Regions from separate parts of the Homo sapiens genome. Here region 2 is linked to region 1. Evidence: read pairs that join two places in POLR2A ChIA-PET (ENCODE). Cell type or tissue: OCI-LY7. All regions are shown on one strand.

What was found. Peaks named below come from ENCODE experiments on the same cell type or tissue, not always from the same donor. Only the 100,000 strongest peaks of a DNase experiment are listed, where the experiment ranks them.
Region 2: POLR2A ChIA-PET joins it to region 1 with 16 read pairs; 4 of 35 experiments call an interaction of 5 or more read pairs at or near these places.

What each region holds. Positions count from the first base shown.
Region 1 is chr1:12,043,380-12,051,379 of GRCh38, reverse strand. No RefSeq gene overlaps it. Among named protein-coding and RNA genes, the nearest start is that of TNFRSF8, 16 kb to the left of the region's middle. RefSeq lists enhancers at 3,280-3,369, 3,760-3,849, 4,510-4,569. In OCI-LY7, a CTCF peak has its summit at 1,633; a DNase peak (open chromatin) is centred at 7,049; H3K4me3 peaks cover 469 bases; H3K27ac peaks cover 796 bases.
Region 2 is chr1:11,774,110-11,782,109 of GRCh38, reverse strand. It overlaps C1orf167 (chromosome 1 open reading frame 167), which reads right to left. Exons shown (of 21, transcript NM_001010881.2): 9 at 6,500-6,675; 10 at 5,472-5,646; 11 at 3,294-3,450; 12 at 3,030-3,184; 13 at 2,100-2,308. It overlaps C1orf167-AS1 (C1orf167 antisense RNA 1), which reads left to right and starts at 2,491. Exons shown (of 3, transcript NR_126000.1): 1 at 2,491-2,987; 2 at 3,303-3,465; 3 at 3,826-5,033. In OCI-LY7, no CTCF peak of the experiment used is centred here; no DNase peak of the experiment used is centred here.

The DNA of each region.
Region 1 (8,000 bases):
AGGCCACCATTTTGCCTCCAGGCCCCCAGGTCTCCTGGGCCTCAGATGCCGGAGCACAAAGCCTCACTGTATTTGCACCTGGTTCACGCAGCCCCCTGGAGGCTCTGGACTTGAGAAGGCAAGCTCCCTGAGGGCAGGGAGTTTCTCAATGCTAGTTTCTCAATGCTTTATTACCAGGGCTTGGCATAATAAATATTTATTGAATTAATAAATAGAGCAGGCCGGGCACAGTGGTTCACGCCTGTAATCCCAGCACTTTGGGAGGCCGAGGCGGGCTGATCACTTAAGGTCAGGAGTTCGAGACCAGCCTTGCCAACATGGTGAAACCCCGTCTCTACTAAAAATGCAAAAAAAAAAATTAGCTGGGAGTGGTGGTGGGTGCCTGTAATCCCAGCTAATCGGGAGGCTGAGGCAGGAGAATCGCTTGAACCCAGGAGGCAGAGGTTGCAGTGAGCTGAGATTGCGCCACTGCAGAGCGAGACTCCATCTCAAAAAAAAAAAAAAGAATATAACCATCTCAAATTAAAAATAATAATAGGCTGGGCACGGTGGCTTACCCCTGTAATCCTAGCACTTTGGGAGGCTGAGGCAGGTGGATTACTTAAGGTCAGGAGTTTGAAACCAGCCTGGCCAACATGGTGAAACGCCGTTTCTAATAAAAATATAAAAAAATTAGCTGGGTGTGGTGGTGGGCACCTGTATTCCCAGCTAATCAGGAGGCTGAGGCAGGAGAATTGCTTGAACCTGGGAGGCAGAGGTTGCAGTGAGCCGAGATTGTGCCACTGCACTCCGGCCTGGGCAATAGAGAGAGATTCAGTCTCAAAATAATAATAATTTTTCAAGCAATTAGTTCGGCTTGCCACATTCTGATAGATTCAGATGCTAAGGAGACAATGAGCCCAGCTAGATTTAAAGGGTTTACTACTGGCCGGGCAGGGTGGCTCATGCCTATAATCCCAGCAATTTGGGAGGCCAAGGTGGGCAGATCCCTTGAGCCCAGGAGCTGCCCATCCTGGGCAACAAAGTGAGACTCCTCATCTCTACAAAAAAAAAAAAAAAAAATTAGCCGGGTGTGGTGGCATACTCCTGTAGTCCCAGCTACTCGGGGGACTGAGGTGGGAGGACGGCCTGAGCCCAGGAGGTCGAGGCTGTAGTGAGCCATGATCGCACCACTGCCCTCCAGCCTGGGTGACACAGCAAGACCCTGTCTAGAAAAAATAAAATGAGGGTCTACTACCTGCAGCCCTGCACATAGCATGAGCACTGAATTTGCATTGCTTGCCCTTGCCCTTGCCCTTAACATCCCTTCACGTAGGGTGAGGAACCAGCCCAGGCTGGTGCTGAGCACACACCATGGGAGACCCCCAATCTCATTAGGGGCTGCTGGCAAACCTATTCAACCTCTGTCCTGAGAAGACATTGTCTTTATCACCCTGGAATAGCCATCTCCCTAGGGGACGGGAGGGAGTCCTTACTGTCCTGGAAAGTAAATACATTTGCTCGCTAGCCCAGTGGGAGATGCTACCTCCAGCTTCCAAGACTGTTTGCTATGCAAACAATAATCATGGCTATCATTGATCAGCAGCTCCTAGGTGCCTACCAGCCATTGCAATAGCAGTCCCTGTATTAGTCCACTAGGGCTGAGTATAACAGAACAACACACGTTGGAGGGCTTAAGCAACAGAAATTTATTTCCTTTTTTTTTTTTCTTTCGAGACAAAGTCTCACTCTTGTCACCCAGGCTGGAGTGCAATGGCACAATCTTTGCTCACTGCAGCTTCTGTCTCCCGGGTTCAAGCAATTATCCTGCCTCAGCCTCCCGAGTAGCTAGGATTACAGGCATGTGCCACCACACCTGGCTAATTTTTGTATTTTTAGTAGAGACGGGGTTTTACCATGTTGCCAGGCTGGTCTCAAACTCCTGACCTCAGGTGATCCACCCGCCTTGGCCTCCCAAAGTGCTGGGATTACAGGAGTGAGCCACCACGCCCAGCCCAGAAATTTATTTTCTTATCATTCTCAAGGCTGTGAATCTGAGAGTAAGGTGTCAGCAGATTTGCTTTTTCCTCAGGTCTCGCTCCTTGACTTGAGGACATCACCTTCTTGCTATGTCCTTGAGGGGCCTTTTCTCTGCGTGTGCATTCCTGGTGTCCTTTTCTCTTCTTAGGAGTGTGATAATCCCATTAGCTGAAAGCCCCACCCTTAGGACCTCGCTTAACCTTAATTACCTTTTTAAAGGTCCTGTCTTGGCCAGGCGCGGTGGCTCACGCCTGTAATCCCAACACTTTGGGAGGCCGAGGCGGGCGGATCACAAGGTCAGGAGTTTGAGACCACCCTGACCAACATGGTGAAACCCTGTCTCTACTAAAAATACAAACATTAGCCGGGCTTGTTGGCACGTGCCTATAATCCCAGCTTCTGGGGAGGTCAAGGCAGGAGAATCATTTGAACCCGGGAGGCGGAGGTTGCAGTGAGCCGAGATCATGCCACTGCACTCCAGCCTGGATGACAGAGAAAGACTTCGTCTTAAAAAAACAAAAACAAAAATGAAAACAAAAACCAAAAAGAGGCCCTGTCTCATTGGGGGTTAGGGCTTCAACCTATGAATTTGGGGGGCATGAACTTGGCAGGGAGAAGCAGGCACAGTTCAGTCCATAACGGCTCTTCTCCACATGAGTTCATTTATTTCCCATATCCACAAGGAGGCTTAGAAAGAGATGAAGTTGAGTTGTGAGGCAACTTGTCCAAAGTCACATAGAAAAAAGAAAAAAGCAACATGTCCTACTGTTTCAATGAATAACCGTGTCCTCTGTGCCTGGGCTCAACTCCAGAGAACTTGGAAGGAAGAAGGGAGTCATGGATTTGGATCTGAAAGGTTCCTAAGCAGGAAGAATCTGCTTCATCCCAGGAATTGTTCTAAGACTTTTTTTTTTCTTTGTCTTTTTCTTTCTTTCCTTTCTTTCTTTCTTTCTTTTTTTTCTTTCTCTTTTGAGACAGCTTCTGGCTCTGTTGCCCAGGCTGGAGTGAGGTGACATGATCTCAGCTCACTGCAGCCTCAACTTCCCTGGCTCAATTGATCCTCCCACCTCAGCCTCCTGAGTAGCTGAAACTACAGGCACGCACCACCATGCCCGGCTAATTTTTGTTATTTTCTGTAGAGATGGGGGTCTTCCTATGTTGCCCAGGCAGGCTGGTCTCCATCTCCTGGGCTCAAATGATCTGCCCACCTCAGCATCCCAAAGTGCTGGGATTACAGGTGTGAGCCACCATACCTGGCAATGCTCTAAGACTTTTCAAACCTTAGGACCTATCTAACAATCTGTGTACCTCTGGGTCACCCTCTTTTCCACGGGAGGGGACAGAGCACCTTGCTGAGTGACTCTGCTGACAATGGTGAAACAAGACTTGAACTCAGTCTGAAAGACTTCACACGGCTGCAGGCAGTGGGTATAAATGCCAGCTTGGAGCCCCCCAAACCTGATGGCTGGAAAAGGGGCAACACAGCTGGGGCTCCCAGGTGTCAGTGCCCCCGGGAGCCTCTGGGATCAGCTGTTGACCCCAACTTCCCCCGCAGGGGTTCCCAGCTGTCACGTCAGAATTCATCTGCCTAAGCACTAAAGAAACTCCAAGATGACGCATTGGTGCTCTGGGGGTGGCGGGAGAGGGTTGATGGGGGCCTGTCCACAACCCCAGCCCCTATGGTGACGTCACTTCTCACCCCCACAGTTCTTTCTCTCCACCTTCCATCTCACAAACTGCTGGGCAAGCGGCCGGGCTGACAAGCAGGGAAGCCCTGGGCTTCTCCCAGCCAGAACAGACCGATCGGAGAGGCAGGCGGTGGCCCTGGATGCTTGAGGTTTGAGCTGTAGCCGCTGGTGCTGTTAAAACCACAAGAGATTGAAAAAAACTCCTTGCCAGTCAAAATGAAAAGTGAGACTGAGAGAAACTGAGTGAGAAGATCTCGGTAAAGAAAAAGCCAAGTGTTGGCTTCCATGAAAGAAACACGGCCCAATGGGTCATTAAATGACTAAGTTCTGGGGCCACACTGACAATGACAGGGCTTCCTGCAGCACGTGTGTGTGTGCATGTGTGTGTGTGCATGTGTGTGTGTGCGTGTGTGTGTGCGTGTGTGTATGCATGTGCACACATGTGAGGGAGTGTGTGTAAGGGAGGGAGTGTGAGGGTGTGCAAGAGGGCTCGTGCCCTCAAAAGTAGGGACCTGTGGGCTCAAGGCTGTGTGTCCACAAGTGTATGAGAGTGGGGTGTGTGTGTGAGCTGGTGTACACACAAGTGTGTCTAGGGTGTGTGTGTAAGTGTATGAGTGTGTGAGAGCAGCGAGGGCTTGTGCCCCTGAGATTATGTGCGCATGCACGTGGTGTGTGTGCACAAGGATGTGTGTGTGAGGTTCTGCGTGCTTGAGGTTGTGTGTGCAAATGTGTGACGGTGTGTGGGTGTGGGTGTGTGCATGTGGGTGGGTAGGTGTGTGCTCAAGGCTGTGTGTGTAAGGGTGTGTGTGTATGCAAGTGTGCCAGGGTGTGTGATCAGCAAAGCATTATGATCCCCTTCCCCCAACTTCACAGCAAGTGGGGCAGCGACCCCACCTCTAACCCCTGTCAGCCAGGGAGGAAGGGAAGGAAGGCCCAGAGCTCAGTGTCAGGTTATGTAGTGCGGGGCCACATAGGGGCTCACTCAGCCCAATCCAGGCTTTGCCACTCCTCCTGGCTAAGCTGCCTCCCGAGGAAAATAGGAGTCCACCCAATGCCAGCAGAGGAGGAGAGAAATGTCAGCACAGATGTCTACCAAGGGGCATGTGATGCAGCTCAAAAGGACGGACTCTGGAGTTCAGGGTGGTCTGAGTTCGAATCCTGGCTTGGTCCCTTGATAGCTGTGTGGCCCGAGACAGGTCAGTTAACCTCTCTGTGCCTCAAATGCCCCATCTCTAAACTGGGGATAATAACCTTACCTTACAGGATGGTTTTGAGAACTCGAAGAGTAAGAGATATGGAGCTCTTAGAATAGTGCATGGTGGGGCCGGGCACAGTGGCTCATGCCTCTAATCACAGCACTTTGGGAGGCTGAGGTGGGCAGATCACATGGTCAGGAAATCAAGACCATCCTGGCTAATACGGTGAAACCCCGTCTCTACTAAAAATACAAAAAATCAGCCAGGTGTGGTGGCACGTGACTGTAGTCCCAGCTACTCAGGATGCTGAGGCAGGAGAATCACTTGAACCCAGGAGGCAGAGGTTGCAGTGAGCCGAGATCGCGCGATTGCACTCCAGACTAGGGGACAGAGCAAGACTCCATCTCAAAAAATAAAATAAATAAAATAAGAATAGTGCATGGCACATGATACGCACTATCTAAATCTTCCTCTTACTGGCCGGGCACAGTGGTTCACGCCTGTAATCCCTGCACTTTGGGAGGCAGAGGTGGGTGGATCACCTGAGGCCAGGAGTTTGAGAACAGCCTGGCCAATATGGTGAAATCCCGTCTCTACTAAAAGCATAAAAATTAGCCAGACGTGGTGGCACGTGCCTGTAATCCCAGCTACTTGAGAGGCTGAGGCACAAGAATCACGTGAGCCTGCGAGGTGGAGGCTGCAGTGAGCCGAGATCGCGCCACTGCAATCCAGCCTGCGTGACAGAGCAAGACTCCATCTCAAATAAAAAAAAAATAGAAAGAAAAATCTTCCTCTTACTACCATAAGTGATGCCTGCAAGCCATGAGCTCCCGAATTTAGTACACCTAGGACAGATGAACCCCCAGGATTATAAAACCCCAAGATACATCAGATGCCGGAGTGGCCAGACACCAAGGGCCATGAGGCTGTCTCAGCTTGTCGGTGACCAGGGCAGAGGGTTGGGGGTACTGCCTGCTGTCCACCCCTCCCATCTATGGGAGACCTCATCTCCCCAACGTGTCATCTTGAGAGGCTGCTTTGGCCGGTAAGACAAACCTGCATTTACAGCTTGGAGCACTGAGGTCAAGCAGCGGGGAGCTTTGGAGTTCAGGAATCTCAGGATGGAGGGCCAGGGATGAGTTTCCTTCCCCCCACTCCACCTCAAGCCCAACAAGGAATTTTCTGGCATGATGAGCGTGTTAGTCTGCTCAGGCTGCCATAAAGTCCCGCAAATGGGGTGGCTTAAGCCACAGAAATTAGCTTCCTCGCACTTCTGGAGGTGAAGGTTGAGGCGTCAGCAGGGCTGGGTTTTTTCAAGACCTCTCTCCTTGGCTCACGGGTGGCCATGTTGTCGCTGCGTTCTCACCTGGACTTTCCTCTGTACGTGCACAGGTCTGTGGCCAAATTTCCCCTTTTTGTAAGGACACCAGTCGTATTGGATTAGGGTCCACCTGAAAGGCCTTGTTTTAACTTAATTGCCTCTTTAAAGACTATCTCAAAGGACTGTTGCATTCTGAAGTACTGGAGGTTAGGACTTCCAAATGTGAATTTGGGGAGGGACACAGTTCAGCCCAGGACACTGAGGTTTCTGCTTGCCCCAGAAAATTAATTCCCAACTGAAGCTAAGAGCTAAACTGTGGACTTGACCGTGAGCAAACAGCCGTCACGTGGCCACCCCAGCATCTCATTCATCATTCATCCAGGCAACTGTGAACTGTATTCATTTCTTTTTTTTTTTTTTGAGTCAGAGTCTCGCTCTGTCACCCAGGTTGGAGTGCAGTGGCGTGATCTCAGCTCACTGCAACCTCTGCCTCCCAGGTTCAAGCGACTCTCGTGCCCCAGCCTCCCGAGTAAGTGAGATTTCAGGTGCATGCCATTACACCGGCTAATTTTTGTATTTTCAGTAGAGACGGGGTTTCACCATGTTAGCCAGACTGGTCTCAAACTCCTGACCTCAAGTGATCCACCCACCTCGGCCTCCCAGAGTGCTAGGATTACAGGCATGAGGTACCACGCCCAGTCTGTGTTCATTTCTTAGGGCCACTGTAGTAACTGCTCACAAACGGTATGATTAAAACAATTGAAACTTCTAGCCTCTAGTTCTGGAGACCGGAAGTCCAAGATCAAGGTGTTGGCAGGGTTGCTTCCTTCTGGAAGCTCTGACAGAAAATCTGTCCCTCCTATGCCTCTCCCCTGGCTTCTAGCAGCTGCCTGCCATCCTTCATCAGTCCTCTCTGCCCCTGTCATCATGTTCCCTGCTTGCTTTTTTTTTTTTTTCAGTGAGATAGCGCCTTGCTCTGTTGCCCAGGCTGGAGTGCAGTGGCGTGATCTCGGCTCACTGCAACCTCTGCCACCCGGGTTCAAGTGATTCTCCTGCCTCAGCCTCCCGAGTAGCTGGGATTACAGGCACGCACCACCTGGCTAATTTTTTTTTTTTTTGTATTTTTAGTAGAGACGGGGTTTTACCATGTTGGCCAGGCTGGACTCAAACTCCTGACCTCAGGTGATCCGCCCACCTCAGCCTCCCAAAGTGCTGGGATTACAGGTGTGAGCCACCACTCCTGGCCCATGTTCCCTAATTCTTTGTGTCTCTGTGGTGTGTCCTTTTCTGTATCTTATAAGACACCTATTATTGGATTTAAAGCCCTCCCTAAACCAGGATGCTCTCATTTTGAGATCATTACCCTACCTTTTTTTTTTTTTTTTTTTTCCGATTTCTCAATCTTTTCCCCACCTTTCCCCCCTTTCCATTCCACAAAACCGCCATTGTCATCATGGCCCGTTCTCAATGAGCTGTTGGGTACACCTCCCAGACGGGGTGGTGGCCTGGCAGAGGGGCTCCTCACTTCCCAGTAGGGGCGGCCGGGCAGAGGCGCCCCTCACCTCCCGGACGGGGCGGCTGGCCGGGCGGGGGGCTGACCCCCCACCTCCCTCCCGGACGGGGCGGCTGGCCTGGCTGGGGGCTGACCCCCCCACCTCTCTCCCGGACGGGGTGGCTGCCGGGCGGAGAGGCTCCTCACTTCCCAGACGGGGTGGCTGCCGGGCGGAGGGGCTCCTCACTTCTCAGACGGGGCGGCTGCCGGGTGGAGGGTCTCCT
Region 2 (8,000 bases), 270 kb after region 1:
CGCCCCCTACCAGGTGGGAACAGAGGAGGCCACCCTGACTGTCTGGGTTAAAAAGCCTCTATTATGGGTGTCCTGCTGGTGACCAGGCCAGCCCAGCTCATAGAGTTGTTGGGTTTGTTTTTGTTTGTTAATTTTGCCACAGTATTTTCAAATCTGGAGAATTCAGGTAAAAATCTAATTTTCTATTTTTTTTTTTTTTTGAGACGGAGTCTTACTCCGTCACCCAGGCTGGAGTGCAGTGGCCCAATCTCAGCTCACTGCAACCTCTGCCTCCTGGATTCATGCCATTCTCCTGCCTCAGCCTCCCGAGTAGCTGGGACTACAGGCGCACACTACCACGCCTGGCTAATTTTGTGTATTTTTAGTAGAGACGGGGTTTCACCATGTTAGCCAAGATGGTCTCGATCTCCTGACCTCGTGATCCGCCAGTCCGGGCCTCCCAAATTGCTGGGATTACAGGCGTGAGCCACTGCGCCCGGCCCAAAAATCTAATTTTCAATTTTTCTGTAAAAACTAGAAGTTCTGGAAACACTGGCTCAGTGTTCCTGCCGGGGAATGATTGGGCTGCATAAGCAGCTGTCTCCAGCGGACAGGACATGACTTTCTAGAACCACCACAGCCCTGCCTGCCAGCTCATTAATGCGATATGTCGGTGTAGTGGGCAGCCTCCAAGACAGCATCCTGTGTTCGTGTCCTGGGCAATGCCCCGCCTTGAATACAGGCTGGGTTTACTAATTTGCTTTTAACAGACAGAATTTGGCAGAAGCAATGGGATGTCACTTCTGATATCAGGTTATAAAGAGACTGGTTGGGGCCGGGTGCGGTGGCTCACGCTTGTAATCCCAGCACTTTGGAAGGCCGAGGCGGGTTGATCACTTGAGGTCAGGAGTTCGAGACCAGCCTGGCCAACATGGTGAAACCCCATCTCCACTAAAAATACAAAAATTAGCCAGGTGTGGTGGCAGGCGCCTGTAATCCCAGCTACGAGGGGAGCTGAGGCAGGAGAATTGCTTGAACCCAGGGGGTGGAGGTTGCAGTGAGCCAAGATCGCACCACTGCATGCCTGGGCAACACAGCGAGATCGTCTCAAAAAAAAAAAAAAAAAAAAAAGACTGGTTGGGCCATGCAACAGCTCTTTTTGCCCAGAGGCCAAGACCCAGAGAGCAAGCCTGCCTTGGGACCATCCCTCCTCCCTTCACTGGCCACATTCCTCAGGGCTTCTAACACACTGCACCCTCAGCCAGCCTCTGCAAATCCAGTCCTTCCCACTGCCCTATTTTGCTGACCCCTTCCCACGCCTCAACCTCTCTCGCCACTGCTCTGCCCGCTGAGCCCTCCTCACCTCCTCCTGGGACCCTCCCTGACTAACTCTGCTGGCCCCTAAGGGCACCATGACTCTGCCCACTTCTCTCCCAACTCAGGGCTCCGACCAGTGACTCCTAGAGGCCAGGTGAGGATAAGGATGAAGATAAAGGTGATGACATAGGGACTACATTATCCCCATTTTACAGATGTGTAAGCTGAGACTCAGGGAGGTTAACTAGGTTGTTTAAGTTTCACACAGTCAGGGTATGGAAGAGCAGGGATTCAAACTCAAGACTACAGAGTCCAAGCCCCCAGGTTCTGCTCTGCCACCTGACTCCTGGGTGTGCCCTGTGGGGGTCTCATCACCAGAATTTGCTACGGGATGGGAGGGTATGGGGGGTGGTGAGGCACTCTGCAGAGTCACTGTCCCTCTTGGAAATTTCACAGCTGAGGTCTATTCATTTGCTCATTCATAGCACAATGTGTAAGAGTTGGTCAGCCTGTTTTCTTTGAACCCAGCTAGGTCAGTGTCACAGCTCAGCGGACCTCTCTGATCAACTGCATTTGTTAGCTATGGCTGTGTAACAAATTACCCAAGTACTTATTAGTTTTAAACCACAGATGTTTGTTATCTCACAGTTTCTATGGGTCAGGAGTCCAGATGTAGCTTAGCCTCTGCCTCAAGTTCTCCCATGCGGTTACAGTCAAGTTGTTGGCCAGGGCTGCAGTCTGGGTCTCAGACAGACCCTGGCCCTGCCCTCACCCGCAGTGCCCCCGACCAAGTCTCCACTCACCCTGCCAACAGGAGTGCCAGTGGCATAGGGCATCTCGTGCCAGCCGCCAGCCCCGCTCCTGGGCCCACCACTCCACCAGCCGTGACTGCAGCAGCCGCTGACGCCACAGGCCCAGCACAGCCCTGCAGGTCCGATCCCAGGCCCGGTGGGAAGCCAGCTCTCTCCAGGCCCATTGGGCTGTTGCCCAGCGGCTCCAGCTGAGGAAGATGCTGGGAAAGGGAGGGTCCACCCTGAGGATGGCCACTGTCCCCCAAATCCCAGGCCAGCCCTGCCCCACCCTCCTTTCTCTTCCTCTCCCCAGCAGCAGGAGGCTCTGGGTGACTCTTCTGTTTCCATTATGGGAGGGTGGGTTGCTGGGGACTGGAGGGGCCAAGCACCTCTCCCAGGGTCACGATGATGAGTGGTGGGGATAGGGTGGGATTCTAGACCCCCACTGCCAAGTCCTGTGCTCAACCACTAGCCATAAACATTGCTATGGACTGAGCACTCACAACGTGCCACACACGGCATTGGGGAATGTATGTGCCGTGCCTCGCCATTGCCCCACTGGAGCCAGTACTATTAACCCCATTTTACAGATAGGCAAATAGGGCACAGAGAAGTTATGCAACTTGCCCAAGATCACACAGCCAATGAGGGGCAAAGCTGGGATTAGAACCCAGGGAGACCAACTCTTATGCATTGTGCTATAAATGAATAAATGAAGGAACCTCAGCTGCAAAATCTCCAAGAGGAACAGTGACTCTGTAGAGTGCCTCACCACTCCCCGACACCCTCTCAGTAGGACGGGGCAGGAAGACAGGAGGAACTGAAGCCCCCTGAGGTGCAGACCCCAAGGGGCTGCTGCTGTGAAGGCCAAGGGTGGAAGGGAGAAGGGGCCGGGAAACAGTAAGTCCATAGAGTGGCGGGCGGATGGGGAGGGATCCCTACCGCCTCTGGCGGGTATGCTGGTACCACCTGGCTGTGCCCTGGAACTGCTGGGCCCGTGCCTGCCAGAGCAGAAGGCACTGCCCCTGCTGCCGCTGCCCAGCTGCCCACAGAAGGCTCCCCTGGAGAGTGTCCGGGAGGGTGGGGGCCCTGGGAACCTGGGGAAGGAGATGTGGAGTCCTTGGTCCCCTACCCTGTCCCCTTCCCACAATCTCCACCCATCCACCCCTACCTGCCCCAGCCCCTCCCCACCCTCCTACCTCTCACCTTCTCCAGAGAGTCTTGGAGTGTGCTGCTGCTCAGTGGCTCCAGAGCCGAGGGGGTCTTGGTGCAGCTTGATGTGGCATCTGGGCCCAGTGCCCTCAAGTGCCACCATCTCAGGCTGCGCTGCAGCATCCGCTGCTGCAGGCCCTGGAAGAAGGAGCTAGAGAAGGGGCAGGTGAGTGACCCACCCAGCCTCACCCTCAGGCTGTGCAGGGTGGCCAAGCAGGGGCTACCCTACCCTGGCCGCTGTGAAAGAGATGGGCTGAAAGGGTGCTCGCCACAGGCCAGACGCTGGGCTAGCGTTCCACGCTGCTGCCCCCCACAGCGGCTGCATGCTGGAATCACTGGGGGCTTCAAGAGGTACCGATGCCCACCAGGGTCCCACCCTAGATTCTGCTAGATTCTGACTTAATGGTCAGGGTACAGTCTGGGCTTCCAGACTTTTTCTGGGGTTCTCTGAGTGACCTCAGTGAGCAGCTGAGACTGGGCTGACTGGGCTGATGCTTTTTTTTTTTTTTTTTTTTTTTTGAGACAGGGTCTGGCTCTGTGACCCAGGCTGGAGTGCAGTGGGACAATCTTAGCTCACTGCAACCTCTGCCTCCTGGGTTCAAGTGATTCTCCCGCCTCAGCCTCCCGAGCAGCTGGGATTACAGGTGCGTGCCACCACGTCTGGCTAACCGAGCTAGTGCTCCACCTGCTTCACTGGCTGGCCTCATCATGCTCCCGGGGTGGCTGGGAGCCCAAGCAGCTGATCAGAGGTGGAGCTGGTCCCCAGGCTCAGGGATCCCAGACTCCAGAGGCCACCCCTACAACCACACCAGTACTTCTGCCTGCACTCACTTATAAAGATAAGAAAGCTGAGCCCAGGGGAAGATCATTTCCCCAAACTCCAAATAGCAGCAGACCTGGGACTCATCTAGGCCCAGGAGGGTGCCCCGGGAGAGCTGCCAGGAGATATGAACTGTGCCCTGAAGTCCAAAGGCCAGAGGATGGGCTGGAGAGGGAGGGCCTGGGGGTTGTGGGGCAGGCATGTGAGCAGTGCCCCCACATTCTGAAAGGTCACGGTGAATTGAATTCCCCTGAAGTTGCAGGGGTACACTGAAAGAGGCTGAGGGTCCATGTGGACCATGTGGGTGTGTGGCTTTCAAGGACAGAATTCCTTTTTTTTTTTTTTGAGATGGATTCTCGCTCTGTTGTCCAGGGTGCAGTGGCATGATCTTGGCTCACTGCAACCTCTGCCTCCTAGGTTCAAGCCATTCTTCTGCCTCAGCCTCTCAAGTAGCTGGGATTACAGGCGAGCACCACCACGCCTGGCTAACTTTTGTATTTTTAATAGAGATGGGGTTTCGCCATGTTGACCAGGCTGGTCTCAAACTCCTGACCTCAGGTGATCCACTGGCCTCGGCCTCTTAAAGTGCTGGGATTACAGGTGTGAGCCACCACGCCCAGCCAAGGACAGAATTCTTAACCCTGCAACTGCTCGCTTCCATTCCTCCTGACATCCCCTCCGGGAAGCTGGCTTCTCCTGATCGCCACCCTCCCCTCACCTACAGCCTTCTTCTGGGCTCCGAATTCCATCAGTGACCATCTTGTGTGGGGGCAGCACCCAGGTCTCAACACAGGACCTTCTTGCTCCTGACTCCCACTGGGATTTACAGCAAGCTGCTCCAGCCCTCTGAGCCTCAGTTTCTCTAGTTGTGTAATGAGGCCAATGGGAGAGGAGATAAAAGCTTGATCCCTGGCTCCTGCCCTTGTTCCTTTACAGTATTTATTCTGTGCCTGCAACATGCCAGGCACCTGCAGGGAGCTGGGAGCCAGCGGTGACGGCGAGACAGACATGGTTCCTGCCACCAGGGACTTACACTTGGCAGGGAGACGGGCATTCACTAGGGTTCCGGCCACCCCTGTAGAGCTCCATGTCTGTGTCTCTGGCAGCCCCCTGGCCCCCAGTGGCCCTCTGCTCAATCACTGTTCCAGTGTCCCTAGGCCACCTCCCAGGGCCTGACATTGGCTGGGCACCGCAGTGTGCCAGGCCCTGTGCAGGGCCACGGGGAGGAGTGGGATGCAGTTACTGCCCTATGGGATATTCCTCCCGCATTCCTCCTGGTGCTGAGCACTGCTCACGTGCCCACCCCACAGCCCCCAGGCCCAACCCCAGGTCACAAGCTCGAGGACACCTACTTGGCCCACTGGCGCTGGAAAAGCCGCATCTTCCACAGCAGCAGCGCCCAGCAGAGGGCCAGTGTCCAGCAGGCATCCTGCAGGGAGCCCCGGCCTTGCTCCTGCTGCCCCTGGGCCTGGCCCACTGCACCCAGGCCACAGGCTCCAGGGCCTGCGGTGTAGACAGCCTCACGTCCTGAGAAACCGTCAAGAGTCCAGTCAGCTGCCTCCCCACTGACCTCACTCTGCCCACAGCCATTGATAGCTGCTGCCTCAGGCCCCTCTTGGGAGCTCTCCCCTCTTGTCCCGTCCCACCGCTTCCAAGCCCTCCCCTCCAGGTCACCTCAAAGATCCCATCTTCCCCAGTTAAGTGTTTTTTTGTTTTTTGTTTTTTGTTTCTTTGAGACAGAATTTTGCCCTTGTCGCCCAGGCTGGAATGCAATGGCACGATCTCAGCTCACTGCAACCTCAGCCTCCTGGGTTCAAGCGATCCTTGTGCCTCAGCCTCCCGAGTAGCTGGAATTACAGGCATGCGCCACCACACCCGGCTAAGTTTTGTATTTTTAGTAGACACAGGGTTTCACCACGTTGGCCAGGCTGGTCTGGAACTCCTGACCTCAGGTGATCCACTCTCCTCGGCCTCCCAAAGTGTGGGATTACAGGCGTGAGCCACTACACCGGGCCCCCAGTTAAGTTTTGGGGTGGGGATTAGGGCTGTGTGTCCCCCATCACACCAGGAGCTTCCCAAGAGCAGGGCCCACATCCCTTCTGGGCAGGATCTAGGATACCAGCACTGAGAAAGCCTGCAGTGGGAGGAGCAGAACCAAGTCTGTCACCCACAGCAGCTCATAATGGGACATAGGGATGTGGCTCAGCTGGGGCCTGCCCACTCTGGGACCCCTCCTGCACCCTCCCAGGCCTACAGGCTGCCCTCCTAGAAAGCCCCAGTTCTATCACCTCCCACAAGAATTCACATATTCAACTGGGGACCACTGAAGAAGGGGCTTAAGTGACACGGTTTGCTGGGGCGGAAGCCAACACTAGCTCACCTGCTTTCTGCCGGCAGAGGGACAGCTGGGTCACCTTTGCCCCATCTGATTCCCGGAGCTGCTTCATCCGCACCCACTGTTCCAGGCATTTCCTCAGGGTCCCCGTCCGGCGGTCAGCCAGGTGGTCTCGGTACCGGGACCCTCTTTGCACGAACTGCTGCCACGCCCCGAAGCACCTGGGAGAACAGAGGGAAAGTACCCATGTCAATTGCAAGATCTGATGACTGCGGCTCCAGCTGCCTGCCATTGCCAGACACACTACCCAGGCCTTGGGCAAGCCACTTCATCTCTCTGAGCCTCCGTGTTTTGTTGTTGTTGTTTGTAGACGGAGTTTCACTCTTTTGCCCAGGCTGGAGTGCAATGGTGCGATCTCTGGTCACTGCAACCTCCACCTCCTAGGTTCAAGAGATTCTCCTGCATCAGCCTCCCAAGTAGCTGGGACTACAAGCATGCACCACCATGCCCGGCTAATTTTTTTTTGTATTTTTAGTAGAGATGGGGTTTCTCCATGTTGGCCAGGCTGGTCTTGAACTCCTGACCTCAAGTGATCCGGCCGTCTTGGCCTCCCAAAGTGCTGGAATTACAGGCTTGAGCCACCGCGTCTGGCCAAGCCTCCGTTTTCTCATCTGTAAAATGGGGCTGCTTTGAAGATGCATTGCATGTCACCTGCTCAGGCCATGACACTATCACCTCTGGCAGCGTGGTGGCCTCAGCAGCCTCTGACCTGGCCTCCCTGCATCCACTTTCGGCCTCCTCCAGTCATTTCCTATTCAGTAACCCAGTGGTGTTTTTCCAATCTCAAATCAAATCATCAGAGTCACCTGCTAATCCTCCAGCGGTAGCCTCCTTGCTCTACCATCAAATTTCAGCCCCTCCCCACAGCCAACCAGGTGCTGATCTGGTCCCCACAGATTTTTCCAATCTCATCTTCAACTACCCTCAGCCCCCCTACCCTGTACTAACAAGGGTCCAATTCGGCTCTGCTACGCCTCAGGATCTTACACTCCCGGCCAGAGGCCTCTGAACACTCTACCCTTTTCTGATCTTCCTCCACCAGGCAACTCTTCATCCTTCACATCACCACTGAACCTTGGTCTAGGTCAGCTTCCTGCACTAAAAATTCTCACAGAAAACTACACCAGGGGGATGTAGTCAGCAAAATGCAGACAGTGGGAAACTAGCAGGCAAGCAAGTTGATTTCTTCAACAAATAACGTGCAATCAAAAAAATGAAGGGGAGCCTATAGTTTACAAAGATTTTAACAGGCCGGGCGTGGTGGCTCACACCTGTAATCCCAGCACTCAGGGAAGCCGAGGTGGGAGGATTGCTTGAGCCCAGGCTGGAGTGCAGTGGTGCGATCATGGCTCACCAGTGGGACTCTGTCTCTACCAAAATTTTTTAAAATTCGCCAGGCATGGTAGCTCACACCTGTAATCTCAGCACTTTGGGAGGTCAAGGTGGGCGAATTGCTTGAGTCCAGGAGTTCGAGGCCAGCCTGAGC